2 separate regions of the Homo sapiens genome follow, and region 1 is linked to region 2. Evidence: chromatin loops called from intact Hi-C (ENCODE). Cell type or tissue: heart left ventricle. All regions are shown on one strand.

Region 1 (8,000 bases), 96 kb before region 2:
CCTGAAGCAGCCCAGTTCCAGTGATTGTTAAACAAAACAATAAATGTCCTTGGCGTGTAAGCTACTTTTGGTGGAATATTCTGTTATTTGCAGGCAAAAGCTTCCAAAAGATACAGGCATGCTCACTTAGTAATGTCTCATAGGTGAGTTGGACAAAGAATATTGGGTTTCTGATTGTCTTAATTGGTCCCTTTTAACATCCAAGAGTTGTTCAGGATGAAGTAATTCATAGTTACAATCCTACTGACACTGACATACTCCCTGAAAACTAGAACCTCCTCCCTTCCAGTGAAATGCAGGGTCCTTAGAGACTCTGTAATCTACTGGTAATTAAATGGACCCTCATTAATTAGCACTCCTGTCAACAACTTGGCAGCTTGGTGGAGCACGTGGCCTGGGGTGGCAGGGGTGGTACGGGATAATGTACTTAAAGGTAAAGTAATACTTAGGTGTACAGGTCACAGCTGAGGCCTAATAAAGACAGGATTTACATAAACATTTTAGCTGATAAGTTTTAGGACAATTCCACAGTCTCATGTCTATCCAGTTCCATGAAGTTAGTTAATTTTCATTGAATTGTAAATTTCCAGCGAGTTGCATTTTAATGTATTTGTGCCTTTAAATTTGTATGCAAAGATTGCATAGGCTGTCAATTTGATGAACTCCTCACACTATATTGTGTGATATATATAATTAAAGCACCAAGATTCTATATTGACAAAAGCAGAAAGTGTCTTGAAGTGAATATTAGCATTCTAAATTGGCAATTTTCATTCCATGCCAGAAGTATTTCTTCCCCCTGTGAGTCACAGCTCAGTTGTAGTCATAAAAATCACTGGGTGGTGGGGGGGAGTGGGGGGAATTGTGAACATTAAAGAAGTATTTATTTAACCTGTATCTTTTCAAGAATATATCTAATAGGTAAATTAGGATGAGCTATAGATATTAAACAGAGGTGTATGTGATAGAAACTATGATATAAACTGTAAAATCTACTAGTAGAGTCTGTGGATAAAAAGCATCTATGAGTTCATCATTCTGTTACAATTTTTGCATCTGAGACTGCATAAGATTGTATCATTACCCAATCTCCTGCCTATATAATTCTTGCTTTAATTCAAAATCCAGAAATTCAGAAGCCATTTTCAAGTGAATGTAAAGATTCTTCAGTTCCTCTTGATCCCTATAGCCCCATGCAGCTCTGGGATAAGTGAGAGGAGGAAATAAAGAGCATAGCTTGACACCTTCAGTAGCCTAGAAAGTACCTTTCCATGCTGGGGGCAAAATGCATGTATAATAGCAGCATGGCGTACTGAACTTGGGCATCAAGAATCCCAGATCTGAAGGTCCTTTTACTAGCTATGTGCCTGTGGGCTGATCACTTCACCTCCCTGAACCTCAGTTTTCTTCCATCTCAAATTGAGATACCTACTTTCCAGGCTTATTGTAAACTCCAAATTAGACAAAAGAAGTGAAGTGTTCCAAATAAAAGCAATTTGGGAACCATAAAGTGCTTTATAAATGTCAGATACTTATAATACTTTGTCTTCCTCTTTAATCTCTCTAAAGTGTGTGAAACATGTCAACAGTTTTGTTTCTAAAGCAATGCCACTTACAAAACCGATGTGAAATAGCCATCAGGTAGCTGTGGAGAAACAGCCAGGTCAGTATAATACGCCACTGCTGTTGACAGCCTAAGTATTTTCTCATATAGCGTCCTTCAGTGAGGTAAGTTGGGGAGCTTCATTGCTTCAAATAACTGCTTCCTCTAATTCTGCCCATGTCATTCTTTTCAATTGTGCTAATTTGCCCGGCAGATATTTCCTGGCCAGCTGAGTTGGGTAGCATCGGGTTCCAGTAGCTTGCTTATGGTCTATTTTAGACCAAGATCCTAGGGTGCAAGACCACAGCTAGTAATTGGCTGTACCAGAGGTTTTTAGGTTGATGTTTCCACTGAGATGGTAATTATGTAATCATCAGTTCCAAGTGAGGTGAGGCAGAGTCTCCATAGGGCAGGTTACAAAGAAACCTAAAACCCCCTCAGCCTCTCACCCAGGCTGAGGCTAAAAATAAGGGGTCAGAGAGTGGAAAGGGAAGATGTGTGGGGAAACTTCTTTGGAGAAAGGAGTGTGGGGTGCTATGCCCTTCATCTCAAGCCAGCGAGAGGGGCTTCCCCAGGGGCCTGGGACTGCCAGAGACTGTAGTTAGGTGGCCTGGAGAACTGGAGCCTGACTCACTCCTGGGTAAGCTAAAGCTCCCTCCTATGGCAGCCTAGAAGGGGCTGCACCCAGACAAGCCTGAGCTCTCAGAATCACTAGGGTAACAGATGTGTAGGGTTTCCCTTGGGACCTATCTAAAGGGGCACTGAAAGGTGGAATAAACCCTGGGTTTTTAGGATTTCCAGAAGCCCCCAGGAGGGAGGTCCCCATCAGTGGGAGACTACAAAGGACCAGGAAAGACCTACATGAGCTGCTTTAACCATAAGCCAGCACAGCAAGCTTGAAGCTGCTCAACTCCAGGAAGAAATGCTCCATCTCCTTCCTTCTCCTCCTCCTCCTCACTGCCAGTTTGATCCAAGCTGGGCCTTAAACAACCTCTAGTGAATAGAGGGGCGGGTGGGGGTCGGGGACAAGCCTAAGCCTAGTGCACCCCTTCAGGGAAGGCCAGCTAGAGACCTTAAGCCTGGGGCTGGAATGGGGGAGGAAGACTTTTTGAAGTTTGATGCATTTGTTTATATCTTGCACCCAACATTATAGTTTTGAAATGAAGCTGTGGTTGAGATTTAGTTACAACAAGACTGTCAGTTATCTAAGAATGAGCAGAAAAATCCAGGGCTGTTTCGGGTCCTAAAATTATCCAATCAACGAATAGGTATTTATTTTCTGTTATGTTTGAAATCCTCTTGAGTATTTTGAAGAATATTTACATTCCTTTAGTTCAGGTTAGTATAATTTCCCACCTGGCACGATGCCTTACACATAGTATGTGCTCAAAAATATTTTCAATTTAATTATTCTTTACAAGATGCTTAGCACCAAGGGAAGTGGCATTTTCCCAGTGTTGATGACAAATAGCACTTCAGCTGGAAAATCTCCATATTTATAAAACGTGGTGCAAACCTGAATGGAGAGTGCTTATGATCTCACTTTTATTTAACACTGTACAGTGTTGCTAAATGGTCTAACAGGAGAAAAGGGAATTTAAACTAGAAACACATAAATGGAGTGCTTTTTGCCGTTCAACTGTGATGATGCACGAACAAAAAACGATTGGCCACGGGAGACCTAGACTGGAATCTCCTTCTCCTGCTCACTACACCTCAGGCCCCCAGTTCCTCTCCTGTGGATGGGGACGCCAGGCTGCCTACCTCAGACTCAGAAGGTACGATTACGTGCATACACTCTGCGAACTGAAGGGCTGTACAAATGCAAGGGCTTAATAACAGCCAACAGTTTAATATTCGTTGATTGCCACGTGCATAGCGCTTTACATCTATTTTCTCATGCAGTCTTCATAACAGCCCAAGACCTACCTAGGTACTATTATTAATATTTCCTGCCACTTGACATCGGAGGAAACAGAAGCTCAGCAAGTGGCTCCAGGTTATACAGAGCCCTAACCTGAGCCAGTAAATCCTTCTTACCCACAAGCATTAAGCTTCCGTCCTGCCTGCTGTTATTTAACAGAGGTGCTGGGATCCGGCAGGGGAGCAACAAATGTGGTTCGGCAAATTGCTAAACGAAAAGCGGACACCCGCCCACGACGCCTGCTCTGATCTGACCTCCCGGCCTACAGCCCTCTCCAGGCTCCTCCCACCCGCTCCGGCCGTCGCCACGCCTCGGAGCTTCTACGCATGCGTTGGCGGGACCCGCGCAGGCCCAGTGGCCGAGCGGCGTCGTGGGGTTACCCCGCCCGCGCCAGCGCTGCATCCCTGGCCGCTACCCGGGGAGAGCCGGAGGATGAATTGAACCTCGCAGCCGCTGCTATCTCCAGTGCTCATCACAGGTGCTTTGGGTCAGGTCGGAAGCCTCCTTCCCTGAGCCCTCGCCAAGCTCATTCCCCGGCCCGCCTCTCCCGCCCTGCAGCGGCCTGGCCCTGCGGTCTGGCTGCCGGGGCGGCGGCGGGAGGTAGTTTGTGTACGGTTACCATGGAGACGCTGGCTGCGGGGCGAAGTGGGAGGGTGGCCGGGCGGGGTGAGGATGCTGCTGCGCCCTGCCCTGGCCGGGACCGTGGAGGAGCGGGCACTGCCGTGGGTGGGGGAGCCGCTGTCCGAGCGGGAGGTGAGGTGTCCCCAGCGGCTCCCCAGGGACCCTTCCTGCCGTCGTCCGCCTGTGTGTCCTCGGATGGGGTAGAGAGACGATGAGTGCCCTGTGCATGCTGTCAGGGGTCCGGAGCGGTTGTCTTTTATTTATGTACTGTCGCACTTAGCCAAGTGCGTGGTGCTTAATAAGAAGCCCAGTAATATTTGTTGAATGAGAGTGGTAGACTAAGGGGCTTTGTCTAGGCAGGCGGTGACCGGGCCAGAGTCATACAGTTTATATCTGGGCACTTCCAGGCAACAGGGCCTCAATAAATAAAAACGTATGTGTAACAATATTTAACATACTTTAAAATCATGGAGTGTATACATAATGCCTTTTGTGATCCATTCCCACAAGTAACACAACAGATCTTACGTCCCACCCTGATTTATAATAATTATACTTTAATTTGGTTGAAAAGCAAGCACCATTTATTATATTTATCCTGGTTTCTTAATCTATGGGATTCTGGTTGTTGATGTTGATTTGGCATAGCTGATATTCAATAAAATGCTTAATAAAAATTATCTGTTTTCATAAAGGCAAGTACCACCACCCACCTTTTAAAAGGAGAAGTACGTAATGTAAATGACGAGTTGATGGGTGCAGCAAACCAACATGGCACATGTATACCTATGTATCAAACCTGTACATTGTGCACATGTACCCTAGAACTTAAAGTATAATAATAAAAAAAAACTTATGTATAGAAACACTGAACAAACGTCATTCTCTCTTTTGCAATTTCTTTTTTTAAATGTAGTTTTTCATTCGTGGAAATGATTTTGCTGTATCCTTTTATCATGTAGCACTTGGGCAATAATTGTTAACATCTTTAAGGGCCATATTTTAAAATGTTAACATTTTTAAAGCACTGTGCTAACGCACTTTACATGTATTATATCATTTAATTCTTCAAACAATCCTATGGGGCAATTATTATTACTATCCACCTTTTATAGATGAGGAAACTGATGCTTAGAGATATTAGAGGCATTGCCTAAGGTCACATGGCTGTGAATTGTCAGCATTTAAACCCTTAGTCCAGCATCTAAGCACTTAACCACTGCCTCTTTGGATGCTCATATTAATACAAAAATGATTCAGAGTTATGGAAGGGTCCTGAGTATTTGATTTGCAGGGAAGACTGTGAAGCTGGCCTGCTTTTCCCCTGTTGCAGACATCCTGGTAGTGCAGTGTTGCATTTAGCAAGAAGGCTCTGGTTCCAGTGGCTATTAGCAGCAACGATAAAGACAGGTCTTTATAATTAGTTATAAACTTCTATAAATTATGACTCTGAGCTTTCACCCAGACCAGTAGGAAATATCTTGTTGAAAAAAAAGTTCTTCACTTTCAAATTTCCTACTGCTGGTGGTGTTCACCCTCTAGAGGTCCTGTGGATACCATGGACTCAGGATAGTGTGATGCAAGACAGAACTCAGCCTCTTTCTTCTTTCCTCTTGAAATCAGCTTCTCCTCCTGTTTCTTTTAAAAGGTCCCTTGCCCTCTGGCTCCCCTAGGTTTGCATACCTAGTGTTGTTTCTGGCCTCTTCCTGGAATCATGGATGCCAAATCCTGTTAATTCTGTTCTCAGTGCACCTCACTTGTTCTCATCTCTCCTCTAACCTCTGCTTCACCTTGACTCCTGTATCTCAGGCTTTCCGTACTTCACTCATTCGTCACAACATTGAGTCCTACTCTGTGCCAGGCAACTTGAAATAAAGGCAAGACAGGGAAAGGAGGCTAAATCTGAACTCATCTGACCACATAACATCAAAAATCAGATTTGAAATAAGGTCCAGATTTCATAATTCACTGTAACAAATATCTCCAGTTAGAGAAACTATGCAGCCTTCATCTGAAAATGTCTTAGCTCAAGTCTATATTTAAAAATGGAGTCTAGTGATTACGTAAGTGTTGACCTTCAGCTGTGCCTCACGTGGACGGTTGGGGCAGAGAGTCTCGGGCCAACACCACATGTACAGGGAATTCTAACACAGTGGGAGAGTGGAGTGGCAGAGACCAGCCCGGGGCCTTTTGGAGTCTGGACGAGGGGCACTTAACTCAGGCTAGCAGGGTGGGAGAGGCATGTCCAGGAAAGCTTCCTTGAGGAAATGACCTTTGAGAGTTAGCTGGGTGATTACATAAAAACTGTCTGATTTCACTACTTCTGATCTTTGCCCTCCTTTCCTTCCTGCCCATCTCTGCCAGATCACATCATCCCTCAAAATGTTGTATTTGATCTGCTCATCAACTTTTGATTTCTCGCCATTTAATTTATTTGGTTCAGCCCCAATGGCCATTTTCAGAGTTCCCTCTTGTCCACACACACCCTGTATGTCTTGATGCTCTGCGCTGGCTCACTTGCCGACTTTGTTGGAACTTCCTTCTCTACTCCAGCTCCAGTGCCAGCCACTGCCACTTGCTCAAATTCAGCCCTTCTTTCACAACCGAGCTCAAGCACCACCTCTTCCAGGAAGTCTACCTGATGTCTTCCCCCAATCAGAAATCTCTTCTTCCTTTGTGATCACATAAGTAATTTGTCTCTATTGTTTTTATTGCTGCCATCAGTTTCTACCTTGTATTTAAATCATTTGAGTATAAGCAGGGTAAATACTCACTGGGTACGTACCAGGAAGGCTGCTCCTGTTGGGAAAATATTGGGGTCTCTGTGTGAATGGGTTAATAGTTGCAGCCCCAATGCCTCTAAGTGCCCCACCTCCTACCAGCCATCTAGTGGGTAAGAGTTTGAATATTATCTGTGGGCATATATCATAGCTTTTTTTTTTGTATTGCTTAAGACCCTGTCCAGACCATGGATTACATGGTGGCTCACACCTGTAATCCCAGCACTTCAAGAAGCCAAGGAGGATAGCTTGAGCCCAGGAGTTTGAGACCAGCCTGGACAACATAGTGAGACCTCATCTCTAGTTATTATTATTATTTTTTAAAAGATTCTATCCACCTTGCAAAATTGTTGTGGGGTTAATTGAGATAATGCAGTCAAGAGTACTTAGCACAGTGCTTGGTGTTAAAGTAAATGTTTATCTCACATTAGTGGTTCTTCTTGCTTGAGAGTGAAGACGGTCTTTTATTCCTCTTTGTGTTTCCTCTTCTGTGTTTCCCAGAGATCTAAGCAGAGGGCTTTGCACATAGGAAACAGTTAATCAGTACTTCTAGCTGAGTGGATTTGCTCTACTTGGAAGGAAAATTTTGTAAAGTTAGAATTTCTGTAGGACTATTGTGTTATGGTTCAGGTATACTTTAAGTAGATAAGCTTTCAGGTCCTGAGTGATTAATTTTTCAAGTTGGCAAAAACCATCTATAATAATTTGTAGTTTAACAAATATCAATTTAAAAATCCTCCCCCCAAAGCCCCACTTCTAATTCTTCTAAGTCAGTTCACATGTATTATTAAATATTTCCATGATTGATTTAGTGAATATTAATATATGATCATAACATTGTGCAGATTTTACATTATTGTACAAGTTTCTCACAATATAATTGTTAAAGTGAGATTTGGTGGAAAAAAGAAGAAGGATAGAGAAAATTGTGTTAGAATTTTTGGTAAAAATTTGTAGACAAAAATATTTTTAGCCCTGTATCTACATTGTTTCTATCAGTATAGTATTTGGTCAGTCTAAATTCCTATATGCCCCCAGGTAATTCACAGAATTTTTAGAGTTTGACCTGAGT
Region 2 (8,000 bases):
GTCCTAGCTACTTAGAAGGCTAAGGCGGGAGGATTGCTTGAGCCCAGGTTGCAGTGAGCCATTGATCACTAGCTAGCTAGCTAGACAGACAGACAGACAGACAGACAGATATTTTAGACTAAAAACTTTAAAATAAAATTGAATATGAACAGACTTAATGAGAAGAGCCTAAGGGGCTCTGATGAAATTTCTCTGTGACTTCTCCTCTTCAAAGCCAATTCCATATTTCAAGTTGTAGCTCTCTTGTCTGCTCCCCTGTGAGGCCTCCCAAGCAAGACCAGTCAATTTCTCCCTCATCAGTGCAACATTTTTAAGACTTTAACATAGCTGATACCCCCAGCTAGTACACTCAGAGCTAAGAACCCAAGCAGTATGCCTATGGCCTTAACCACTTCACTATTATTAAGAAAAACTATACAAATCTTAGCGATAAGGTATGGAATAGGTGGAGGCATGTCCTGACAAAGGCATGCCAGGGCATTGTTTAATGACCCAATCAGGGATTAATTCCCTAGGCCAACATATTGGTGTTTGAACTTGCTGTTTACTATTTGGTTAGATACCAGACACAATAAAGTTACATGTTAATTTGTAGGTTTCAATCTGGTAGACAGGATCACCTCAAAAGTTATGGTTTTATTACTTTGTAGGCATTTGTCAGGTTTGTATATAACCCAGAAATTTTAAGTGCTTGTAAATTCCCGGTTCTTCAGTTGTGCTTGGAACAAAGTTTACCGTGGTATCGGCCCCCTCATTAATGAGTTAAATACTTTTGAAGTGTGTTCATTTTATGAGCCCATGAGAGTCATGTTTTTAACTTTTAAAAAATTATACTTTGACTCAATACTTTTACTTATAATAAAGATTGAAATGTTGTAGTTTTAAGTCATTACTTTGATTTTTTTCCAGTAAGAAAAATACATAATTTATATTTTCCTCAAAACCAAAATATTTTAGAAGAGCAGGGAAAGAGTTTAGGCTACAAGGAAGTAGTTGTGTGTCCCAACCACTTCCTAAAATCATTAACCAGAAATTCCCATAAGTCTTCATAAACATTTCTTTAGTGGTTCTCCAAATGGTTATCATTATGCAGCTGCCCTATCCACTACTGCGAGTTCCTAAACAACACAGACTTTGTCCTGATAGACCGAGATGATGCTTGGCAAAGTAAGCTCATAAGTGCTGGAAGAAAGAATTTTGAGTGTGTGAAATGCTTTGGCACCTGTAAGGTGTTAAAAAATATTTTTTCTAGTACTCGAGTGCTTCTTCCTTAAATATGTACTTTCTTCTTCCTAGTTTGGAGGAAGAAATAATAAGAATTTTTTTCCCACAATTTTCACATGGGTGGGCTGCCATAAAAAGCAAAACAGAATCCCTTCAGACCAGCATGGCATCTTAGTTTCATGTTTCCCATGTCCCAGGTGGCCGATCAAATATGATTTGTTTTTCCTCTTAATGTTCTGATGTGAGTGTATTGATCTGCAGTGGTTAGACACTTTGCCGCAACTGGGATTTACTTGAATGTTGAGGCTTGGAACTGATTGTGGAGACCTGAATCAGCCTTCCAGCAACTTATTTAAACAGAATTATTACTTCCTATAATTATTTTTTTTTTCAGCTCCTGGAAACATCCCTGCAAGACTAACTTGGGTTGTAGAGAAATACTCTGGAAGCTTTGTAGTCTCTTAATATACACAGCCATTGCCAAGTGATTAGACAATCAGAAAGAGTCAGTAGACCTTCCCTGTTTTTGTTCTGGGAGGTTAGTATTGCTTCTGTCTTGAAAGCCTGAGGACTACATTTAGGATCAGCATAGGTTTCATTTTTCTAAGACACACTTTTAAATCAAATCATGTTTATGGCTAATCGCGTTTTCAAAAAACATAGAAACAGAAATCTAAAATGAACAAGAAAGAAAAGAAAAAAACCCTTTATAGTGATAAATGAAATGTCACCTACACATGCCTCTTGAACTGATCTTATCAGCGGATGGGGAGCTTCACAGGAAGCTGCCGGTCGCTGCTGCCGTCCACAGAGGGGGAAATCCTGTTTTGAACCAGGTAGCACCAGGGCCGTTTGCTGTTGGAAGAAGTAGAATATTTCCTCCCCATCTGCTGTTGTTTTCCATTAAAGGGGATAAAAATTAGAATTACATGAGAAGATACCAAAAGTCACAAAATTTTCCATTATTTTTACATTCTTTTTCTCTTGTCAAGGTAAAGTCTGATTTCAACATATGAGAAGTCTGAATATACTTTATATATTCGAGTATATAAAGTCTGAATCAAGTCCATCGACAGGAGGGGTTGTGGTGTGGTTTCACTTTTCTATACAACTGTGCTGTGAGGGGTATTGATGAGGAATAAGGATTTATATTTACAAGAATTCATATTATTTTTTAAAAAGCATTATTATAAAGACAAATAATGGGTATTCAAGTGGTGAGATTTCTAATTTTTTCTTGATTTAAATCAGAGTGGCTCCCCAACTTGGCTTATCATCAGATTTGCCTGGGGAGCTTTAAAAATACAGGTGCTTAGCTGGGCACAGGTGGCTCAGATTGGCCTGTAATCCCAGCACTTTGCGGCAGATGGATCGTCTGAAGCCAGGAGTTCGAGACCAGCCTGGGCAACATGGTAAAACTCTGTCTCTACAACAACAATTAAAAAAAAACCCACAAAAATTAGCTGGGTTTGGTGGCCCATGCCTGTAATCCCAGCTACTTGGGAGGATGAGGCAGGAGAATCACTTGAGCCTGAGAGAAGGAGGTTGCAGTGAGCTGAGATCGAGCCACTGCACTCCAGCCTGGTTACACAGTGAAACCCTGTCTCAAAAAAACAAAACAAGACAAAACAAAAGGAACCCTTAAACCTATTTTCAACTTAAAATTTGAGTTTAATTAAAAATTTTTTTAAATTAAAAATAGAAATACAGGTGCTCAGGCCCCACCCAGAGAGATTCTGATTCAGGTCTGGGATGGGGCCCAAGAACCTATTTTTAAGAGACTTCTCAAGTGACTCAAATGAACAGCAGGTTTTGAGACCCTATGGTTTAAGTTATTAAGGTGGTTCTTTAAAACCATTTTCTCCAGTATTGACAGCAGAGGGGTTCCCATAAAACCTCAAAAGATTTTAAAGTGATTAATCAAATCAGCCACACAGAGTCAGTCTTTCTCTACAGGAGCAGAGCTGACAGTGATTCTTCCTGACAAAGTAGGAACCAAGTTGACAAGACCCACCAGGTGCTAATGTAGGCTTCCCAGTAAGTGGTAAGAACCACTGGCCCTTTGCCTTTTGCACAGGCAGCTGAGGAATGATTTCTTAGCTGGAGAACACAGGATGGTACATTAGTCTTTTCCACAAATTTTCGCTGCCAGACTTGTGTCAAAATAAGTCCTGGGACCAAATCTAGTTTGAAAAAGGTGCTCATCACACTGATGAGGCTTCAAGCACTGGCCAGAGTGGCTCCCTCAGGAGAGATGGGCACAGGCTCTACTCCTCAGGACCCTTAGAGCCGCCTGTCCAAGGGAGGGTGCCTTCAGTTCAGTTGGCTAGACAAGCTGCGAGTTGCTGATTCATTTGTTAGTGAAACAAGCACCAAATTTCATCTTTAAAATAATTCCTGCAGATATCGTGTTTTGAGACAGTTCAGTATATACCCATATCTAAATGTTGTAGTTTGCAACAGTTAAATTGAGAGTGATGAGTTCACTTAGAATATGGTCCGCTTTACACCCCCTCTGTTTGCATAATGGCCCTCAGTGAAGTGGGCCTCCGTTTCCATCTGTATGTGATGGTTATGTGCATGGCCTGGGTTTCTGGCTCACCAACAGTCTCAATGAAAAGGCATCTACTCCTCCCAGCTCTCATAAATGACTTCCGCAGGGAGAGCAAGGGAAACTTCTTTGGCTCATATCTGTGTGGTTAATTTGTCCAAGATCCATGATGCAACTAGTAACTCCAGTTCCCACACACACAAAAACTGAGATGAAACAGCCTCTCGTTCGGCTTAATGCCGTATGAAAGCTAAACTTTAGAGTTAGGTAAAATATCTATTAAAAATGCTGGCCAAAATTCAATTAAATGACAAATCTCATTTAAGAAATGTGCACATATTGTCTGCTTTATGGTGTAAACTGCTTTTGGTACAAAACAAATGTGCAAGCAGATGGGCTTAATAACGAAGGAGGGAGTGGGGTTGCTATCAGCCTTTGGGAGGCAGAGCCTGCCTCAGGAGGCGCCTCTGACGTCAGTGTTGCTACATTTAGCATCTCAGGAAAATACATTTGGGTTTGTTTTTTGGAAGAACATGAAGGGATTTTCCCCATTTCTTCTGTAAATATCTACTAGGCAAGAGATCTGGTAAAATGCCTCAAATAAGACTTTCAAAAGACTGGCAATATTTTGCAAAGGTCATGATCAAAAAGAACAACCTTTGTCTACATTCCTATCACATGTGTCCATTGACCATTTAACTCTCTCCACGTTTAGATACGGTTAATTTCTTGTTTCTTTTACCACAGAGCTTCCAGATGCAGCAGGACTGTCGTCAGAGCCTTTGCAAACCCTGGGAACTGCCAGACTCATTCTTGGTTGTGCTGCTTTTAAAGTCCTACCTCTCTCATTCTGTTTAGACTTCTATAGGCATAAGCTGCTGTCTTCAGCCATGTATGCACAGTGAACACTGATTTGGAATGCTTAGCCATCGTGGTATCAGAAATGAGAGCTGGAATGTCTGAACAGTGTGGGCTGAAAGCAAAACCACCTCCATTTTTCTAGCTGTTCATCTTGAATGTGACCACAGCCTTTCAGCATTCCAGAGAGGTGCCTTCTCTTCCCCGCTATCCTCTTTGGGCCATCAAGGATTGGTTAGGAAGGTGCCCCCACCCCTTCCCCTGGTGCCTTTGTAGGGCGACTTGGCTCCCAGCTTGTCCTCTGCCTCCTGCCTGACAGGAGCACGCCCTATGGCTGTCTTCCCAGCCCCTCTGCAGGCACATTCCCAGCGGGTGCTGAGAGCATTTGGCTGAGCTTGCTCCTTTTTTCAGCCTTGGCCTTGGTCTGCGCCCCTGACCGGGCAGGCTGTACAATACGCCCTTAGCTTGTTCATTCTTTCCAGCTCCTGCCGGCTTTGCCCTTGTGGAACTGGCTCTTACCCCGCTCAGCACGGAACCCAAATGCCTGATTTATGTCTGCTGGCTTGAAAAAGAACTTAGCACAGTGAAATTCTAGCATTGGCCTGGTACTTTTGAGTGACATTCAGAGGCATATCGTGGGTGCTCAATAAATGATTGCTGATAGAACAGATAGATGGATGGAGGAATCAAGCGTAATCTCTTCTGGTTTTAAAATGATTTTCTACTTAGATTCTTGGCTTTGAGTCTCCAACATTTCAGATTCTTCGATTTTATCTAGTTAAACACGTAGGCAAACTCTTGACCCACTTTCAGTGCCCTATGGTCAGTTAGCATTTTTGCAGTAGTGCACAGTCTGTCTTCCAGTTTGCTAAAATTTATCTGTTCTTCAAGCCACCTGCAAGCTCAATTAATGTTTGAGTTTTGTTTGAGGGTGGTAAGTTGGATAAACAAAGCAAATTGTAAATCCTGATTCAGCTCTCAGGCACGAGAAGTTTGTAACCATATTTTAAACAGGGTATTTTGATTAATTTTCTGGTTAATAGAGAGTTCGGATTTTAAGTATATTTACATCCCCTTCCATTTCAACCCATTCTTACAAATTTTTCTAAAATGTGTTCCTTTACTTAGTGGAAGCAGTTCCCTCCTAAGTGGAGTCTGCTGAACATAGTTTATTCTTTCTGTGACAGCTTGATATTGTTTCTTCCCCACAGTCAACATTATGCACATGAGTTATTTTAAGGTACGGGAGGAAGGGTGTGGGAGTCGGGGAGGAATGTGTTCACTGTGGCTGGCCATGGGCAGAGAGTAATGTGAGGTAGCAAAGAAGTGGTTGCGTGGGGCCAGATGATGCATTAGATGCTGGCTTTGACATTCATTTAATAGGCAGTAGATGTTTTTGAGCAAAGGGAAGAGCTGTGCTTTAAGAAGTGGTGTTAGGGTTGATGGCAGAGGGAGGAGCCTGGAAAGGGCCTCTGACAACAGTCTACAGGCAGATTAGCCCAGGTCGGCATGGGCAGGAGGGAGCTGGGGAACATTTTGAGATGACAGAGTCGAGGAGACTTGGTGACTGCTTGGTGAGGGGATGAGATAGAGAGGAATCAGAGATGCTGGGGCTGGGGGACTGGGAAGATGATGATGATTAGCAATGAGGAGTTGGGCTGAAGGTGGTTTTGGAAACCATCTGTGTGTACAGAGATGATTGTTCAAGTCCTGCCTCTTCTCTTCACCAGTGTTTGACTTTGGGCTTACTTAATGAGTCTCCTGAAGCCTCAGTTTCAACATCTCTAAATAGGGGTAAAAATGTCTTTCATTGGCTTTAGGCCAATGTCTCTCCCATGGAAAGTAACATGCAACAGCTACTGCCAATGCTGCCACCATTGGAACTGGACATAGACCATCCTGGTGAGCAGTGCCCTGTTCCTGGTTTTATTCCAGTTAAAGTAATTTCATTCACAGGCTTGTGGGGCCCATTCAGATTGAGTAACTTGTTTGCTCATTGGGGCATAACATCTGCGAAACTAATGACAATATCCCTCAGGCTCTAACTGGAAAGCTCTGTTGAGGTCAGTCTTCTTCCTCTAAGTGTATCTGTTTGTCTAAGCTCTGGTTGGCCGTAGCTGTTGCTAGGCTGATTCTGTTTTAAGCAAAATTAGAAAGTCGATATGAACTGGTTATACTAGACTGCCTTCTTTAGGAAAAAAAAAAAAAGCTCTCTCTTGATTCATCTTCAGTTTGCTATTTCAAAATCACATAGTTATGATATGAATATGCAACATTGTGTTAAATTTAATAAAAATGCTATAAAAATGGAGTGTTAATTTATAGATGATTCTCAGATATTGTCTAAGAATAAAGGAGAGAATGTGTGCCTCAAAGGAGAGCTGCATATTGATGAAATCCTTTTCCGCTGTGGAATTGGTGCTCTCTCTAAATAGATGATTTTGGCCTTGGTTTAATTTTTACAAATCTTTATAGAATATTAAGTAATATTTTATAGACTTGAGATGGCTCGGGCTGTGGAACAGTAGATAATCTCTCCATGATCCTGCCCAACGCAGACCTTGGTTCAGTAGGGAGGACCTTGGAGTGCACGGTTTGGGAGCAGAGGCCACCCATGGTGAGGAGAGGGGCCCTAGAAAGCTGACTTGCTCAGCCTTCTTCAGGATTCCAGATGAGTCAAGACAAGCCCTGGCATGGAGATAAGAAAACACTACCTCTGCTGACCTCCTGTGAGATGGCTTCTATTTTGGCCTCTTCCAGGATCCCTAGGTCCATGTAGAATATATTTAAGAAGGGAGGGGAAAAAAAGAAAAGAAAAAGTGCCTTAGCTAACCCTGAAAAACAGGACAAAAACAGTAAGCAGAGATAGCAGTTGCTGGAAGTTTGGTGCTGCAGACGGCGCAATCTGCCATCCCATTTGTTGATCTCGCATGCCATGCTTCAGTTGGCACCGCGGCTGCCAGGAACCACCCCCTCCTTTTCCATCTGAAGCAGGAAAAGCAGTATTATAACAGTGTTAACTCTTCCTGCCCTACAGCCTAGAGCTTCTTCTTCTGCACTGGAGGCTTACTAATCTCGGCCACGTTAGGACCTACAGAGATGACAGAATCGAAGAATTTTAGAAGAGGAAGGGGCCTGAGGGAATTTTTAGAAAAAGAAAAGCAGCACTTAGTCTTCCCAGATTAGACTGCATGTGACAGTGGGGAGAGGTCATTTGAATTTTGAAGAATGATGACCACTAAGGAAATCTATTTTTTACCAGGATCTGATCTAAATCCTGGCAAATCAACACGGATAGCTGGAGGTGGGACAGGGCTGGAGAAGCCTACTGAGCTGGACTCAGAGAAAAGCAAGACCAGGTAGATGG

Evidence for each region. A loop is a pair of places that touch in the nucleus more often than their neighbours do. Peaks named below come from ENCODE experiments on the same cell type or tissue, not always from the same donor. Only the 100,000 strongest peaks of a DNase experiment are listed, where the experiment ranks them.
Region 1: a loop joins it to region 2, with 11 times the contacts of the local background. A loop is called at or near these places in 8 of 110 quality-filtered maps.

What each region holds. Positions count from the first base shown.
Region 1 is chr6:108,844,542-108,852,541 of GRCh38, forward strand. It overlaps ARMC2 (armadillo repeat containing 2), which reads left to right and starts at 3,881. Exons shown (of 18, transcript NM_032131.6): 1 at 3,881-4,005. RefSeq lists a silencer at 4,139-4,238. In heart left ventricle, no CTCF peak of the experiment used is centred here; DNase peaks (open chromatin) are centred at 3,850, 4,170, 6,260 and 6,689; H3K4me3 peaks cover 2,040 bases; H3K27ac peaks cover 3,915 bases.
Region 2 is chr6:108,941,002-108,949,001 of GRCh38, forward strand. The region is part of intron 12 of ARMC2 (armadillo repeat containing 2); the gene reads left to right. Among named protein-coding and RNA genes, the nearest start is that of ARMC2-AS1, 21 kb to the left of the region's middle. RefSeq lists an enhancer at 4,360-4,916. In heart left ventricle, no CTCF peak of the experiment used is centred here; DNase peaks (open chromatin) are centred at 4,230 and 5,000; H3K4me3 peaks cover 1,340 bases; H3K27ac peaks cover 6,630 bases.